Regions from separate parts of the Homo sapiens genome. Here region 2 is linked to region 1. Evidence: chromatin loops called from intact Hi-C (ENCODE). Cell type or tissue: A673. All regions are shown on one strand.

The links. Hi-C counts contacts between places; a loop is a spot of excess contacts. Peaks named below come from ENCODE experiments on the same cell type or tissue, not always from the same donor. Only the 100,000 strongest peaks of a DNase experiment are listed, where the experiment ranks them.
Region 2: a loop joins it to region 1, with 5 times the contacts of the local background. A loop is called at or near these places in 4 of 110 quality-filtered maps.

What each region holds. Positions count from the first base shown.
Region 1 is chr14:56,552,133-56,560,132 of GRCh38, reverse strand. No RefSeq gene overlaps it. Among named protein-coding and RNA genes, the nearest start is that of TMEM260, 24 kb to the left of the region's middle. RefSeq lists an enhancer at 5,196-5,365. In A673, CTCF peaks have their summits at 4,012, 7,134 and 7,333 (motif pointing right); DNase peaks (open chromatin) are centred at 3,992 and 7,352; H3K27ac peaks cover 2,010 bases.
Region 2 is chr14:57,374,898-57,382,897 of GRCh38, reverse strand. No RefSeq gene overlaps it. Among named protein-coding and RNA genes, the nearest start is that of NAA30, 12 kb to the left of the region's middle. In A673, a CTCF peak has its summit at 4,037 (motif pointing right); DNase peaks (open chromatin) are centred at 1,577 and 7,517; H3K27ac peaks cover 1,449 bases.

The sequences.
Region 1 (8,000 bases):
GTATGTGCATAAGAGGGGTGGTGGGGGTGGGGTTGGGGTGGGAGGAACTGGATTTATCCCCGTAAGTGGCTTCAGACATAGGAATTAGTGAGCTACAGGGGCAGAACGCAAGCAGTCAGAACAGTGTGGGACTCCCAGTGGACGAGGGCCCCAAGGACACAGGAGGAGCAGAGGTGTGTGGCCAACGCTGCAGGTGCAAAGCAACGTGTCCCAAAATCAGTCAGCAAGGAGCAAGGAGGGTGATGGTGGAGATGAGTTGAATTTGAGAGATTCTTCTTGAGGTATTTCTTTAAATAGAGTACGAAGAGAGCCATGCCAATGAAAGACCAACTGTAGCCAGTTTTCTAACGTGGTATTTCTTTTCTTTCTTTCTTTTTTTTTTTTTTTTTTTTTGAGATAGAGTCTCGCTTTGTCTTCCAGGCTGGAGTGCAGTGGTGTGATCTCAGCTCACTGCAGCCTCCACCTCCTGGGCTCAAGTGATTCTCCTGCCTCAGCTTCCCGAGTAGTTTGGATTACAGGTGTACGCCACCAGACCTGGCTAATTTTTGTATTTTTAGTAGAGATGGGGTTTCACCATGTGGCCAGACTGGTCTTGAACTCCTGACCTCAAGTGATCTGCCCACCTCAGCCTCCCAAAATGCTGGGATTACATGCATGAGCCACCACGCCCAGCCTTCTAATGCAGTATTAATATTTCTGAAACATGGCTTATTATCAGAAACATCTGGTGGAGCTTTTCAAAACTGCCCATTCCTGGGCTTACCCTTGTCAATGCTAATTAGTAGTTCCAGATAGAGCCTGAATAGCTGAACATTTCTAGAGCTTCCCAGGTCTTGATTAGCTTGGTCTGGGTCCCACTGATCTAAAGGTACAGCCCTTCGGGCTTTTTAAAGTTTCGACTTTTATTTTAGATACGGGGGTACATATGCAGATTTGTTACATGGGAATATTGCGTGATGCTGAGGTTTGGAGTACTGATTCTATCGCCCGGGGAGTGAGCGTAGTACCCAGTACATAGTTTTTTAACCCACCCCAGCCTCCACCCTCTAGTAATCCACAGTGTTTGTTGTTCCCACATTTATGTGTGTTCAATGTTCAGCTCCCACTTGTGAGAACATGCAACAACTCTTCATTTAACAGGTAAGGAAGCTGACACCAGGGAGGTTAAGCATCTCACCCGAGCCACACAGCTGGTTGATGGCAGAACTGAAACTGGGTTTTAGTCCAAAGTTCTTTCTATAATACACATTCCTGTCACTATATTCAACGGGTAAAGTTGCTTGGGGGAAAATACTCCCAAATATAAATGCATTTGTATTTTGATATAGGAGTATCAAATAGCATTCATCGTCATAAACTATGAGCAACCATAATTATGCACAAATTCTATTTGACAAACTGTCTTTTCAGCTCCTAGGTGTGTGGCTGTATCCCCAGGTGGGATATGAGTAGCTTATATATTGGAACTTTTTTTTTTCATTTTTATACCTCCAACTTTTCCCACAGTACATTTAATAAATGTCAGTTAAATAATTGTAATGACCAAAAAAACTCAATATATTATGACATGTTTGGTGGGGAAAATTCAATAGCATGGTATGAAAACATATTTATGCTTTTGCAAACCTCAGAATTTTTTTTTCTTTTCAAGTCTGTCAAACATTTGCCATTTGAATTACAGCTTGTTTGATAAGTGATATCAATCCATGAAGGAATAATATAATACTTCCTACTTAAAGGAGATTTTGTCAAATATGATTGAGTAAACCAACTTCAGATGAATGGATCAGTTAATGCACTTAGCTTGACGAATTCTCTGCCTCAGTTGATAGCACTGATTTTCACTTTGGGGATGGCAGTATGCCACACTAAGCCTGGTGTCACATGTTACCTTCCTTTTTCAAAAAAGAAAACTGAGGCACAGAAAGTTTGCATAATCCTCCTAGATCACACCACTAACAAGTGGAGGAATTTGGAGCCTGTGCTTTTTCTATGCATAGTTTTATGCTGCTGCCCAGGTAAGAAGAAGAAGATTGCTGGGTATGCTTTTGCTTTTGCTGCCCAAAGATGTCTGCAAGTCACACAAGCACAGAGGCAGAAGAAACTTCAAGAGAGTAGGAGGAGACTCAGGGCCAGTGAGAGTCAGTGCGGGAGCTTTGTTAACCACATAAGCCATCTTCATGGGTATTCTCAGAGGTTTCTGAGGTCCATAGAACCTGGCACTCTGGGGGCTCCTGGTCCTGACAGAACCCCAGGATAAGGAATAGGGCAGATTGTGCTCATTTATCCCCAGAGGCTTAGAGCCCAGTAGGGGCTAGCTCTCCTAAGTCTCTGGAACAGAAGTCTTAAGGATTTGTTCAGGAGTCAGCGTGGGGTCTCCACACCAGAAGAATGATGACTTGATGTCCGTAGGGATGGGGCTGTTGTTAGAACTTGGAAGGGCCGCTCGTTACATGACTTGGCTTCAAGTTGTACCTGCATAGCAGGTGCACTGCTTTTGTTTAGATTCTACTTTTATTTGGGGTGGCTTTGAAAGGGGCTGGGTGGAGATTACTGGAAGGGGTGTTTCTAAATCTCCCAAGATACCTCTTTGTGTCCCCGTTGTGCAAGAGACAGCTTCAACTGAAGAGCATTCACCACCATCTGAAAAGGAAGCTGGAACGCCATCGACTCTGAATCTAACTTGATGTTCACAGGAATAGAGGATCATCAAGTACCACGCAGGTGGTACTTGACATCTACAGGGGTCCCTTTAACCCATCTAGAGGCAAAGGAAGTGTGGCAGTCTGGGCCATCTCAGATGGCTCTCTGGACTGCGGTCCCTCTGGAGCCAACCTGTTCAAGTTGGCACACAAAGCTTCCCTCTTAGCTGGGCCTCCATCTGTCCAGGCAGACCCAGTCACATAGTTTTGGGAAAGCAGTCTTGGGCAACCTTCTCTGGTCAGAAGGAGAATGAAAGACCCAGAGGTGGTAGTCACTGGACCCTGAGCAGGAGTCTTAGACATCCAGGGAGACAAACAGTCCCAGCTATAAGGACCTTGATTTAGCCTTTGCTGGAGAAATTATGATTAATGTACCTGAGGAGGAAGTTATCTGGGGTTTGAAGCTGTTTAAATGTCCAGGAGCAAAAGGACGTTAGGTCACCAGAGGCATAAAAGGAACTGAAGGGCCACAGTACTAAGAGAGAATCTCAATGACCTGCCCTCTCCTAGGGAGAAAGGAAGATGGAAGATAAGAATGAAGATGTTCTAATAGAGGGATGAAGGAAGAGGCGCTGCTCAAATGTGCTGGAATCACAGTGATGAACACAGAGCAGTTCTCCAGCATAGCCAGCCACCACGGGGATCCTGCACTGTGCTCTTACCACTACCCCGGGCACCCAAGATCAAGTGCAGGGGCTTCTGCCAGGGATTTGAGACGAGGGCAGCAGACCCTCAAGCTAAGCCTTCTAATTCTAGAGAATGTATTGCTATTGATGAAGGTCTGCCACGTAGATAGCGATTAGGTTTTTTTGTTTGTTTGTTTTGGTTTTTTAAAGATGGTGGAGATGAACAAAAATGGGAGACACATCCATCCTGGCTTGCAGACACCTTTCTGTCTTCGAAGGTGTTAATTCTGCCCAAGTAACCTCACCACACATTCATGTGCTGGGCCCACAGTGATGCTTATAAGTGAAAGAGTTATTGCCAGAAAATGTAGCTTGTGGATGGAAGGGACATAGTATTTCTCACCACCGCACTGGAGCTGAGTAGAACAACTTCAAATACAAAATATAAACTCACCCAAAATATTGACATGCGTGAATGTTGAAGTTGTCTTCAGTTCTACCTTAATCAAATTGGCGAACATAATCCAGTCTTACTAAGACAATTAAAGGGACACTTCTATAATTAGATGGAAAGGTGTTTTTTTGTTTTGTTTTTTCTAGGGATTTCATCATCCACCTTGCCAACAATCTAAAGAAAAAAACATGCAGATCTTATGGCACTAGAGCATACTCTAGTGGTGGTGAAGAAAAGCAAACACTTCCAAACTGCTATCTGTATCCACTGCTGGGGAGTACTAGGTAAATACTTCTTGTTTGGGCAAAAGGTTAGGTAGGATTGCCTCATAAAACAGCAAAGAAAATGGATGGAGCACTGTGTGACAACTCCACGCCATGTAATTCTCCCCTAAGAATAAGGCAAGTTCTGTTTTATCCAATGCTCAAAGCCAAAGGCAAACAAACAAGAATTATTAAAAATCTTAAAACAATCTAAAATAACATCCTACACCGTGAGGTTTTAGCGAAGCTTTTGGGTTTTTTTTTTTCTTCTTCTTCTTCTTAAATCTGAGCCACATTTAGACTTTCCCCTTAGAGATTCTGTTTAAAGAAAGGAGAGGGAGCAGATAATAGATATAATACCTAAAGCAAACTCCCTTCAGCCGTGACAGTGTTATTACAAACTTGAGTGAGTGCCATTATTTCGAATAAATCAAAACAATGGACCAGAACCAATTTTACATAAGAAAATATTGTTCAATTTGTTGCAAGCCATGGTGAAGACTCCTCTGGTCTGTCAAGTGATGGTTAATATAAGTAAGAACATCTGTCCTTGTTAAAGATAGCACTCATAAAAGCAAACTTATACATTTAACCAAGTAAACTCATTGCCATATGCTGTGTGTGTCTCCAAACTGAGGGAAATATATTCCCACGGTTTTAAATGTAAATTATACTCTTACATTCAAACTAACATGAACTAAAAGGAAGAAAAATCCAACATCACCACACACATAAAAAATAAAAAAACTTTTTTTAAAACCAGAAGCTTTGTGTTCTATTGTGTTTAGATTTAAAATATGGAACTATTTAGAAAGAATTAAAGAGATTATGTTTATTTGATTTCAAGTTATCTCAGCAAGAAACATATTTTTCATACCTCTTTGGAAGAACAGCAGGTCAAATGACACATTTGTGAGTGACTGTTTGAAATATTTCAGCCACGCCGCAGGGTCCGCCTGACCTGGGCACCGTAGATCGAGGGAACAAAGGCTTATGTTTTAAAAGTTCCTTTAAGAGCCTTTCTGGGGGAGGGGAAAGGGGGACACGGGAAGCTGTCACAACCTCGCTTTTTATTTTTATCCTATGACACTAATCAGTTTAATTATATTTCTAACCCATGACTTGGGATCATAATTAATTCTTCCAAATGCAAACATTATATTGCATAATTCTGCAACTTTGCAAGAATCAACACAGTTTGTTTCAAAGTCACCCACATTCTTTGAACTCCAGAGTTTCCCAGTCTGTGCAAATTCATTCCTCCCTTTGAGTAGGTTTTGTTTCTGGCTATGTTCAATAGCAAAGGTGGGTCTTTATTCTTAATGATAAAACAAGTTGCAGAACAGTTTCATTAAAGAGATCCAGGATCTGAAGAACCTATTCACTTCATTACTTGACTAAATGAAAATCATACACTGACGTAAGGTTAAATGGGGCTGCGATTTCCTTATTAAATGGAACAATTAATATTACAAGTGTTTGAAGATCATGATCGAGAAGACTTCACTGAACGTTTCCAAGAGTAATTATTGCAAACAGAACACAAACCCTATTTAGGGTGTAACTCAATATGAGGGCTTGTGAGTCAAATGTTGAGCCATTTAGAACTACAAATCTTTCTTTGTGGCCTTATTAAAGAAATTCTCCCATCTCCATTTAAAGGGATAGATTGCCAAGGCCTAAATAAAAGGCCAGAACCTAAAATGAAAATGCTTCTGACTTCACTGCCACACCTGATACTTCCAATACAGATTTCCTCCGAGTGCCGCTTTCTTCACCTCCTTTGCCCCGGGCCTTCATAATCCAGAGAGAGAAAAATGAATTTCATTCCCAAATGCTAGAATTGCTGGTGCAGAATGTAACTAAATATCAGCAGCTGTGCCAGGGCACCTGGGGCCATATAAGGAAGCCTTACAAAAGACTTAGTTATGAACAAGATCCCAGTTCTCTGCTCATCTTGGTTTTCTGTGCTTTAAGAAGGGCAGGGAGAATTGCAACTATGCCCTTAAAAAAAGTGTGTGTGTTGTGGGGGAGGGGGGGGCGGTTCTAGTTCTCAAAAAAAAAAAAAAAAGAAAGAAAGGATAAAACAGGTGTTCCTACTGCAAATAAATGGGACCAAAGTAATGCTGCTACAGCTCATGACCATGACTTCTCAAACATTAATGTACAAATGCATCACACAGGGATCGTTGAAGATGCAGATTCTGAATCAGTAGGTCTGGACGGGGCCTGAGAGTCTGCATTTCTAATAAGTTCTAACATGATGTTGGTGCAGCTGGTCTAAGGTCCACATTTTAAATAAGGAGTTAGAGCAATTCACGGCCTTTTCACGTGATTAGCCTCCTTCTCTATATTACTATTCCAAAGTAGTTTCATTTAATACTTGTCACTCAATCACCGAAGTCAGGATTTTCCTGAAGACAAGCACTGTGTACCCCATCTCTGCTATATCCTTTAGCACCTAGCATAGCACTAGGAATGAGTGCTATTATAAGGATGAGAAAAAGGAAGTAGCAGGTAACAGAGACAGACCCTTTCTGGAGGTATGGGCAGCAAAACTGCGAGGAAGGAGGCAGGTTCAATGGCAATTATGCAATCTTTGTGGAAAAGGTGTCATAGAGCCTCTCTTCACAATTCTTCACAGATATCTTTAACAAAGAGTGTCTGAGAAGACAGTCTGTGATCTCTTTTTATCTCTCTTTCGGTGTTTGGAATGACGGTATTGTCCTTCCAGAAGAGGAAACAGATTTAGCAGAAAAAGATTGGGTTTAGGGACTGGCAAATGGAATGCACTGTCTGTGACCTTGACTCAACCTTAAGATGATCATAGCCACTTGCAAGTTGATTTTAAGGGTTATAAAGGATCTGTATAAAGCACCCAACACAATGGCTGGGGATAATAGTTGCTCAATAAATGTAAGTGCAATCAATTCTCCTGTATCAGGGCTTGCTGTAACCCAGGTGTTTTCAACCTTAGCAACTGCACATCAGAAACAGCTGGGGGACCTTTAAAAATTCCTGATGCCCCCAGGCCATACCTCAGACCGAGTACATTATATATCTCTGAAAGGGTGAATGGGGACGCTCTTAAAACCCCCAGGTGGTTCTAACACCCAGTAGCTGAAGTTGAGACCACTGACCTAAGTGTAGTGAAGGAGCAGTCACTTCTTTGGGGCTTAGGAATAGGCACCAGCTAATTAGCCTCCCCTAAGGATGGCAGGGAGAGAGGGAGGATGGTGAGAAGCTTCCCACCCTCATGCACATCCCCAAGGCGTGTCTTCTCTCTTCTCGCCCTGCAGGGGACAGCAATCTGCTAGCAATCAGTGCTAATCAGTTTCCTCCTAGTTACAGAGCTATCCTGGGGTTGTCAGGACAGTGCCATCCCTCCGGATATTTGAGCATAGATTACTTTGTGTTATTTGTGATTTGTGTTTATCTACCTTCTCCTTAACCCAGTATGATTACTTTATTATTACCACCCACATTTTCCAGGGGTTCACCAATCTGTGAAATTGAATGGGGTCACATGAATAAAACAGCCACCGGAAACACTCATCTGATATTCAGTTCCTGGCCAGCTCACCCCACAAGTGTGTCTGTTTCCTGGGGTGTGCCTTGTGTGTTCTTGAACAAATCCAGTCAGTTACCATGCTGATTCTATAACACCGTATCCATGAGATGAAACTATCTCATAGGATGGTGAACAATTAAAATAACATGCGTAAAGTACACTAGCTTAGTGCGGGGAGCAAAGTTATGTTTTTAATAAATATTATGGTTTTACAATTAACAGGTGGCACCTGCTGGGCTTGACCATCCCTGACAGGCACTGCCTTTGTCAGACACTACAATCCCTTCCTGATGCTATTTTTTCTCATCATATTGCTTCTGCACAGGGCTCCTGTCATTGTCTGGAGACCATGCTGTGGAAGCTGCATAAGAATTTGTGGCAAAG
Region 2 (8,000 bases), 820 kb before region 1:
TTTTTATATAGGAGAGATCAGCTTTTTCTGCACATGTAATTTGTGTACTTTTAAAAACCTTAATATTATACAAATGTTTTCTGGTGTCTGTAAAGATTTTTTATGAACATTTAATGAATATCCCCTATTGTTAGATGAAGAGGCCTTTTTTTTCAGGATTAAAAACAATCCATCAATGTATCACGATGTTTATTTTTTCCCACAGGGACTTGAAAAACTAATTTCAGAAATCCTTAAAGTCTATACACACATATGCAATTAGTAGCCCCCCCTTATCTGCAGGGGGTGTGTTCCAAAGTCCCCAGGGGATGCCTGAAACCATGGATAGTGTGCTATATATACTCTTTTTGCAATCTGACAACCTAGCTGGCTACTGAGTGACTAACAGACATGTAGCACAAACAGCACGGATATGCTGGACAAAGGGATGATTCACATCCTGAGTGGGACAGAGTGGGATGGTGTAAGATATCATCATGTGACTCAGAACAGTGTGCATCCTAAAATTTATGAACTGCTTATTTCTGGAATTTTGCATTTAATATTTTCACATTGTGATTGACTGAAACCATGGAAAGTGAAACCGTGGATAGAGGGGGACTACTATGTATCCATGAACAAGGAACAGGATTTAGGACTTCAGTGCTGAATGAAGTACTCACAGTATCCCCAAGACTACCACCATCCCACAATGTATATCATCTTTAGTTTGGTATGCACTTGCATCAATTAGAGTACCTCTTCAAAGAAAGAAAGTTTTTGAGAAGTTAAATATGGTCAGATTAACTCACTTAATCACCCACTTATTCATTCATTCAATGAACAATAGCTGCTCGCCTGCTAGGCAGTATAGGTACCATGAGGAACAGGACAGACTTGGCACTTGCCATCACAGATCCTAGTCACAATGAGGAGAAGGACAATTAAACCAGAGATTTAAGTAACATTCAGAAAGGGCTATGATAGAGAAAGTAGTGACTACAATGGATGCACATGGCAAGGGCAGCTAAGGTTTCCCAATGAAGGCAATATTTAATCTGAGACATGTAGGGTAAGCAGAAGTTAGCTAGACAAACAAGACAGGGGAGGTCATTCCAAGCTGGAATATCAGAAATGAAGCCTGGGAAGATCAGAATGCCTGTAAGATGAGAGAGCTGAAACCAGATCACAAAGGGCCTTGTCAGCCACCCCAAGGGGGTTAAATTTTATCCCAAGGTACCCTTGGAATCTGTTGAAGATTTGCTCTTTGAAAAGATCATTCTTGCTGCAGTCTGGAAAAGGGATTGCTGTTGGCAGTGGGGATGAGAGATAAGGGAAAGAAGGATTGTTGCAAAATTGCAGGCAGTAAGTAAAACCAATTCTTCAGCTGTAAGCTGAGGTCCTACAAGATGGCTTAAGTTCTGTAATCATCCTTCTTTTTGTTCAGCCTCGCATCACATTTAGCTTCTGACCCTTTTCAACCAACCTAGCATGCATTAAGTACTTAATAAATGGTTGCTTTGTTTGCTCTTTTACTTGTTTGGTGAAGGAATCCATCACCTAACTCTATTTTGCTCTTTGTCCAAAAAAAAAGTATTAAGAGGGAAAGTATCAGGAAGGAAAGGACCTTCCCCATTCTTTTAGCGGGGTAGGGGCACCCCACTTATCTACAGCCATTCAATTGGATGCTGTATCTGAGCTAATTGCTGAAGCTTCCTTGCCTTCCCTTTCCTTTCCCTTTTCTCCTTCCTTCCTTTCTTTCCTTCTTCCTCTTTCTCTTTCTTTCTTCTTTCTCCTTCCTTCCTTCCTTCCTTCCTTCCTTCCTTCCTTCCTTCCTTCCTTCCTTCCTTCCTTTCTTTCTTTCTCTCTCTCTCTCTTTCTTTCTTTCTTTATTTCGAAATGGTCTCACTGTGTCACCCAGTCACGCTGACTAGAGTGCAGTGGCACAATCATGACTCACTGCAGCCTCAATCTCCAAGGCTCAAGTGATCCTTCCACCTTAGCCTTTCAAGTAGCTAGGACCACAGGTGTGCACCACCATGCTGAGCTAATTTTGTAATTTTTTGTAGAAACAGGGTCTCACTACATTGCCCAGGCTGGTCTTGAACTCCTCATCCTCCTGACTCGGACTCCCAAAGTGCTGGGATTATAGGCGTGAGCCCTGGCTAGGCCCAGCCTGAAGCTTTGGTTTTCTTTAGAGAAGTTTTCTGAGCTTGTACAGCCCACAGAATTCCTGATCTGTATAAAGAGGAGCAGTACCTCAATTCTGCCAATATAAGAACATGGGAATTTCATCTATTATAATAGTAATACATGTTCAACATAAAAACATGGAAAATGTAGACAAGTGAAAAATGAAGAAAAACCCAACATAATACCACAACCAAAGGACAACCACTAGTAATATTTTGAAACATTACATTTTAGTCTTTGTGTGTAGTTTCAGGAGGATTACTTTTAGATTACTACGATACACACACACACATACACATATACCTACACATTTATATCCTGATTTTTCTAAACTTAACATCATAGCACTTTAAAAGTTTGTGTTATTTTAAATATTACCTTAAAATTCTATTCATTGCAAAAGATTTCACTGTATGATTGCATTCCAATCTAATCTAACACAGGACCATGCTTAGGTTATGGTGAAGGAATTCATCGCCTAGCTCTATTTTGTTCTTCCTCCAAATAATAAAGTGTCAGAAGGGAAAGCAGCACTATAATGTTTATTTAATGTTTGCACTATAAATAATGCTATGATGAGCAGTTTAGGCATAAAATTATTTGAATGCTTAGGATTATGCTCTTAAGATAACTCCTAGAAGTGCCGGGTGTGGTGGCTCATGCCTTGTAATCCCAGCACTTTGGGAGGCTGAGGCGGGCGGATCATGAGATCAAGAGATCAAGACCATCCTGGCCAACATGGTGAAACCACGTCTCTACTAAAAATTAAAAAATTCACTGGGCATGGTGGCGTGCACCTGTAGTCCCAGCTGCTTGGGAGGTTGAGGCAGGAGAATTGCTTGAACCTGGGAGGTGGAGGTTGCAATGAGTGGAGATCACACCACTGCATTCTAGCCTGGCAACAGAGCGAGACTTTGTCTCAATAATAATAATAATAATAATAATAATAATAATAATAAAAATTCCTAGAAGCAAACCTGGTTTTTTTTTTTTTGAGACAGGGTCTTGTCTCTTATCCAGGCTGGAGTACAGTGGTGTGATCTTGGCTCACTGCAGCCTCTGCGTCCAGGGTTCAAGCGATTCTCCTGACTCTGCCTCCTGAGTAGCTGGGATTACAGGCACGTGCTACCACACCCGGCTAATTTTTGTATTTTTAGTAGAGACGAGGTTTCGCCATGTTGGCCAGGCTGGTCTCGAACTGCTGGCTTCATGTGATCCACATGCCTTGGTCTCCCAAAGTGGCGGGATTACAGGCGTGAGCTACCATGCCCGGCCCCTAATTATTTTTTAAGGTTCTTAATATATACTGCTGATTTAATTTACAAAGAGAGTGTACCAAATTTACATTTCCACTAACAACATATGAGAATACTTGTTTTAGTTAGGCAATATTTAAAAGAAAAATGCTAATTTAATACACAAGGAAAAAATTTCAAAACAATAAAGAATGTTATTGTGTTTTTATATACCTATAGTAATTAAATAAGCAAAGGAAGAAATAGACCGCAAAGATATTAAGCTAGACCTATACTAATAGACTAATTGGCTGTATCATTAATGTAGGAAGTTAGTATCAGGGCTTTAGAATTCCTTGACATTATTCTAAATTTTTCTTTATGTATTTACTTCTGTTTGACTCTGCTTTTTCTTACCCTTAGGCCGTAGTATTTTATAAGTTAGTTCATATATTTAAAAAGGTACACTATATACCACAAACCATAACACTAATATTAACTTCTGATCTGTGTGGTTTGGAATAAAAGGCTTTGAAATTCATTTAGTAATGAGTTAATTTTAGATGGAAAAGTTAAAAGCTAATATTAAATCAATAAAAAATAATGACTTAACTAGAGAAAACACAAGAGGGCAATCTTGCACAGCAATAAAATATGTTTGCATAAGATAAAAAATTTCAACATTTTTAATCAACTGTGATATTTTCAACAAAAGAAATGTAAGGTCTTGTCAGTAAGTATTATCTTTTTATTAATAGTTATATTAATAGTTGCAAGAAAATTTAGTGTCAAGGAAATCTAGTGTTGACATTCACACAATGAATATTGCCATGTAGTTGAGTTGTGTGTGTGTGGTTTGTTTGTTTGTTTTTTAATCCTGGAAAGTGAATCTATTCTCCATTGAGAAATGGCATCCATTATATATATATATGGCCTGATTTTAATTTGTGGAAAAACAAGGAAATAGGTGACACAATTTTTTTTTCTCCAGGATTTACTATACATATTTTTCAAAATGGAAGTAGTTTCATTTTTTTTCTGATTAGGAATGCATAATCCATTAAATATCAATGAAAGAGAATTTTTTATTTTATTTTAGTTTATTTTGAGACAGAGTCTTGCTCTGTTGCCCAGGCTGGAGTGCAGTGGCATGATCTCAGCTCACTGCAACCTCCACCTCCCAGGTTCAAGTGATTCTCCTGTCTCAGCCTTCCAAGTAGCTGGGATTACAAGCACACATGCCACCACGCCTGGCTAATTTTTTTATTTTTAGTAGAGACGAGGTTTCACCATGTTGACCAGGCTGGTCTCGAACTCCTAACCTCAGGTGATCCACCTGCCTTGGCCTCCCAAAGTGCTGGGATTACAGGCTTGAGCCACCGTGCCCGGCCAAGAATATTTTTTTAAAAAATAAACAGTAACTTGCTAAAGGAAGAGCATGGTGTAATTATAATATTAGGGGGAATATTTATGATGTTTTACATGCTTTAATTTCCTGACACTTTAATAGAATTGTAATTTCAGTCAGCTCAGGATGTCCTAAAAATTACAGGCACAAAAAAATAGTAGGTTTAAGGCAACTGCAAGCATCTTTGTATGTGCAAAATCACATATATCTCGATATAACAGAGATAGTATCTGTGTAGTCTTTCTTACCATCTCTCATTGCTCTCTTGCAACTCAAACGAATTTGGAGTTTCTGTGCCAAACAGCATAGGAAATAAAAAGGGAAGGTAATAGAAATAGGCTTTTTTCTGAGCATGCTGGTGAAAGTGAGCCTTAAGAATTCTGTGATCAAGTACCTGGTACTTAGAAAAGCAATATGGAATAGTAGTTAACTGCATGGAGTTTGAATCCCTAATTTCTGCCACATACTAACTATATGACTTTGGAAAATTTCTTAACCTCTCTGTGCCTGATTTTCCTTATCTGTATAATGCAATTATAATGGTACCCATCTCATAAGGTTTGTTGTGAGACATATAAATGCTTAGAGCAGGCGTCTGGTACAAGGTAAACTTTTTGTAAATATTTGCTGTTATGCAAGACAGCCTAAGAAAATTTCTAAAGGAAATAAGAACCCAGATATCAGAATATGAAATATAGGTGTGGGAACCATGTGGGACATGCAAAAGAGCATTAGCTAGAGCTACAAGAAGAAAAGTTCAGATTATAGCCATCCTTTTCCAAGCTACACTTGGCCAGAGGTTTTCCACAGTCCCTCAAGAAAAGAAATTTAAGATTACCAACAGCAACTTATCGAATGCTGCGAGAATTTTGCTCATGTTAACTGTGTAGAAAACCATACCTGCTTCTTCCTCCACTATTAAAAAAAAAGTCATTCTAAAGTACTTTTGTTTAATTCTCATAAAACTCTTCATTAAAGAGCTCTGAAGGTCCAGTACTGTTATTGACAGCATCTGAACTGATGGGTCTTATTTGAACAGTGGAGTTAGGATATGGGTTTTCTGGGAGGCCAAATGAGAGAAGCAGCACCTTAATAGAGGGAGTTGCTTAGCAAAGCTTATTTCTGCTATATGGAATATGGCTGGCACTGGAAAATAGCTCAGTCAGGTCACTTTCATGTTCACAAAACAGTCTTTCTTTGAGGAAGAAAAGTCCTGAAACTGGAAATCCAGGACATATGAGTTCTATTCCTCCAGCTGCCATTGCTACTTTCTGAGAACAAGCAAAGTATTCTGTTTTTTGTTTGGATTCTCTGTTTTTTCTTTGGGTAAATTTCTCATCCCTATTATCATCGTTTCTAAGTTGGTTGAAAAATCTGAGTGAAAAGGTAAATTAGTCATTAAAAAAACTATTAACTATGTTGTACTTTTTTTTTCTTTTCTTTTCTTTTTTTGAGACGGCGTCTCACTCTGTTTCCCAGGCTGGAGTGCAGTGACACTATCTCGGCTCACTGCAACCTCTGCCTCCTGGGTTCAAGCATTCTCGTGCCTTAGCCTCCTGAGTAACTGGGATTACAGGTGTGTGCCTCTATGCCTGGCTAACTTTTTGTATTTTTAGTAGAGATTGGTTTTCACCATGTTGGCCAGGCTGGTGTCGAACTCCTGACCTCAGGTGATTCACCTGCCTCGGCCTCCCAAAATGCTGGGATTATCGGCGTGAGCCACTGAGCCCTGCCAACTATGTTGTACTTTTGTTTTGCATTATTCTATCTATATTTTAGTTTCCACTTTAGATAAAATGGTTAAAATCTTGAAATATCTTGCTAGGAAGGAATCATTATAGTAAATGAAGTGCTTGTGCACATTTCCACAGAGATCATTTTGGAATATCAATGAAAATTTCTTTCATATCTTTGTATCTTCCTATCTTGAGCAATCCTGAGTTCTGCTGGAGTTTGAGAGAAGCCCAACGTGCTGGAAAGTCTACCAGGAAAGGCTGCTTGATTGACTTTACTATAACACAATTTTATTTTGGTGGATTACCTAGAGTTGACAGCTTTAACTTTCCAGGTATTGGCACGTAATTTCAAGGTTGTGATCTGAATGTATTAGAGCAACCAAACTTACAAGAGACTCATGTTTATATGTAGCAGGCACTATGCAAAAGACAACCATTATCCCTATCCTCATTGAGCGAAACATTAAACAAATAATTGTACAGCTAATTATTACGTTAAACTCTGAACAAAAAAGTTCTGGGAGCTAGGAGGAAATGATGAGGCATGACCATCAAGCAGATTATTGGAAAGACTTGTTTAAAAAGTTTATAATTTGGCCTTTTTGTCTGTTTAGTTAAATATGCATTATCATGCTGTAATCATTTTCTGTGTCTGTCTCCAAAATGCATGTGTCTGTTCCAGTGACTTATAATTTACAGTCTGCATATCAAGGTTCTCTAACTTCAAATTGCATCTTCCACTTCAACTTTTTCTACACTTTTATACAAGCCACTTCCAAATCTCGACACATTCTTTCTTTAAATATACTAATAATACCTATTAAGTTATATATAAATTCAGTGTTCTTTCAGCCTAGGAGAGTTCTGTCTTTCACTAGGCGTTAACGTCATTAGTCAAAGCCTCTGAATTTGTGGGTTCCTTAGTGCCCTCCTACAAACACTCCTGGCAAAAACACAATAAACCACTAGGAAGTTAATGTATGCGCTCATCAAAGTCCTGTAACTTGAGAATGAAGTAGCAGGAAACAGCTACCCAGCAGTGTTATAAACATTTATAGGCCATAATCCCAGTGCTTTGGGAGGCCAAGGCAGGAGGATCTCTTGAGCTTTGGAGTTCAAGACACCCTGGGAAACATAGGGGGTCTTTACAAAAAATTTAAAAATTAGTTGGGTGTGATGGTGCACACTTGTGGTCTCAGCTACATGGGAGGCTGAGGCCAAAGGATTGACCTTGAACCTGGAAGTTCCAGGTTGCAGTAAGCTACGATCCCACCACTGCATTCTAGCCTGGGTGACAGAGTGAAACCCTGTCTCTCGAAATAAATAAATAGATATATAAATAAAAATAAAAATGTATAGCAGCATTAGTTATAATAGCCAAAAGGTAGAAACAACCCAGATGTCCATCAGCAGACAAATGGATAAACAAAATGTGGTATATATGTACAA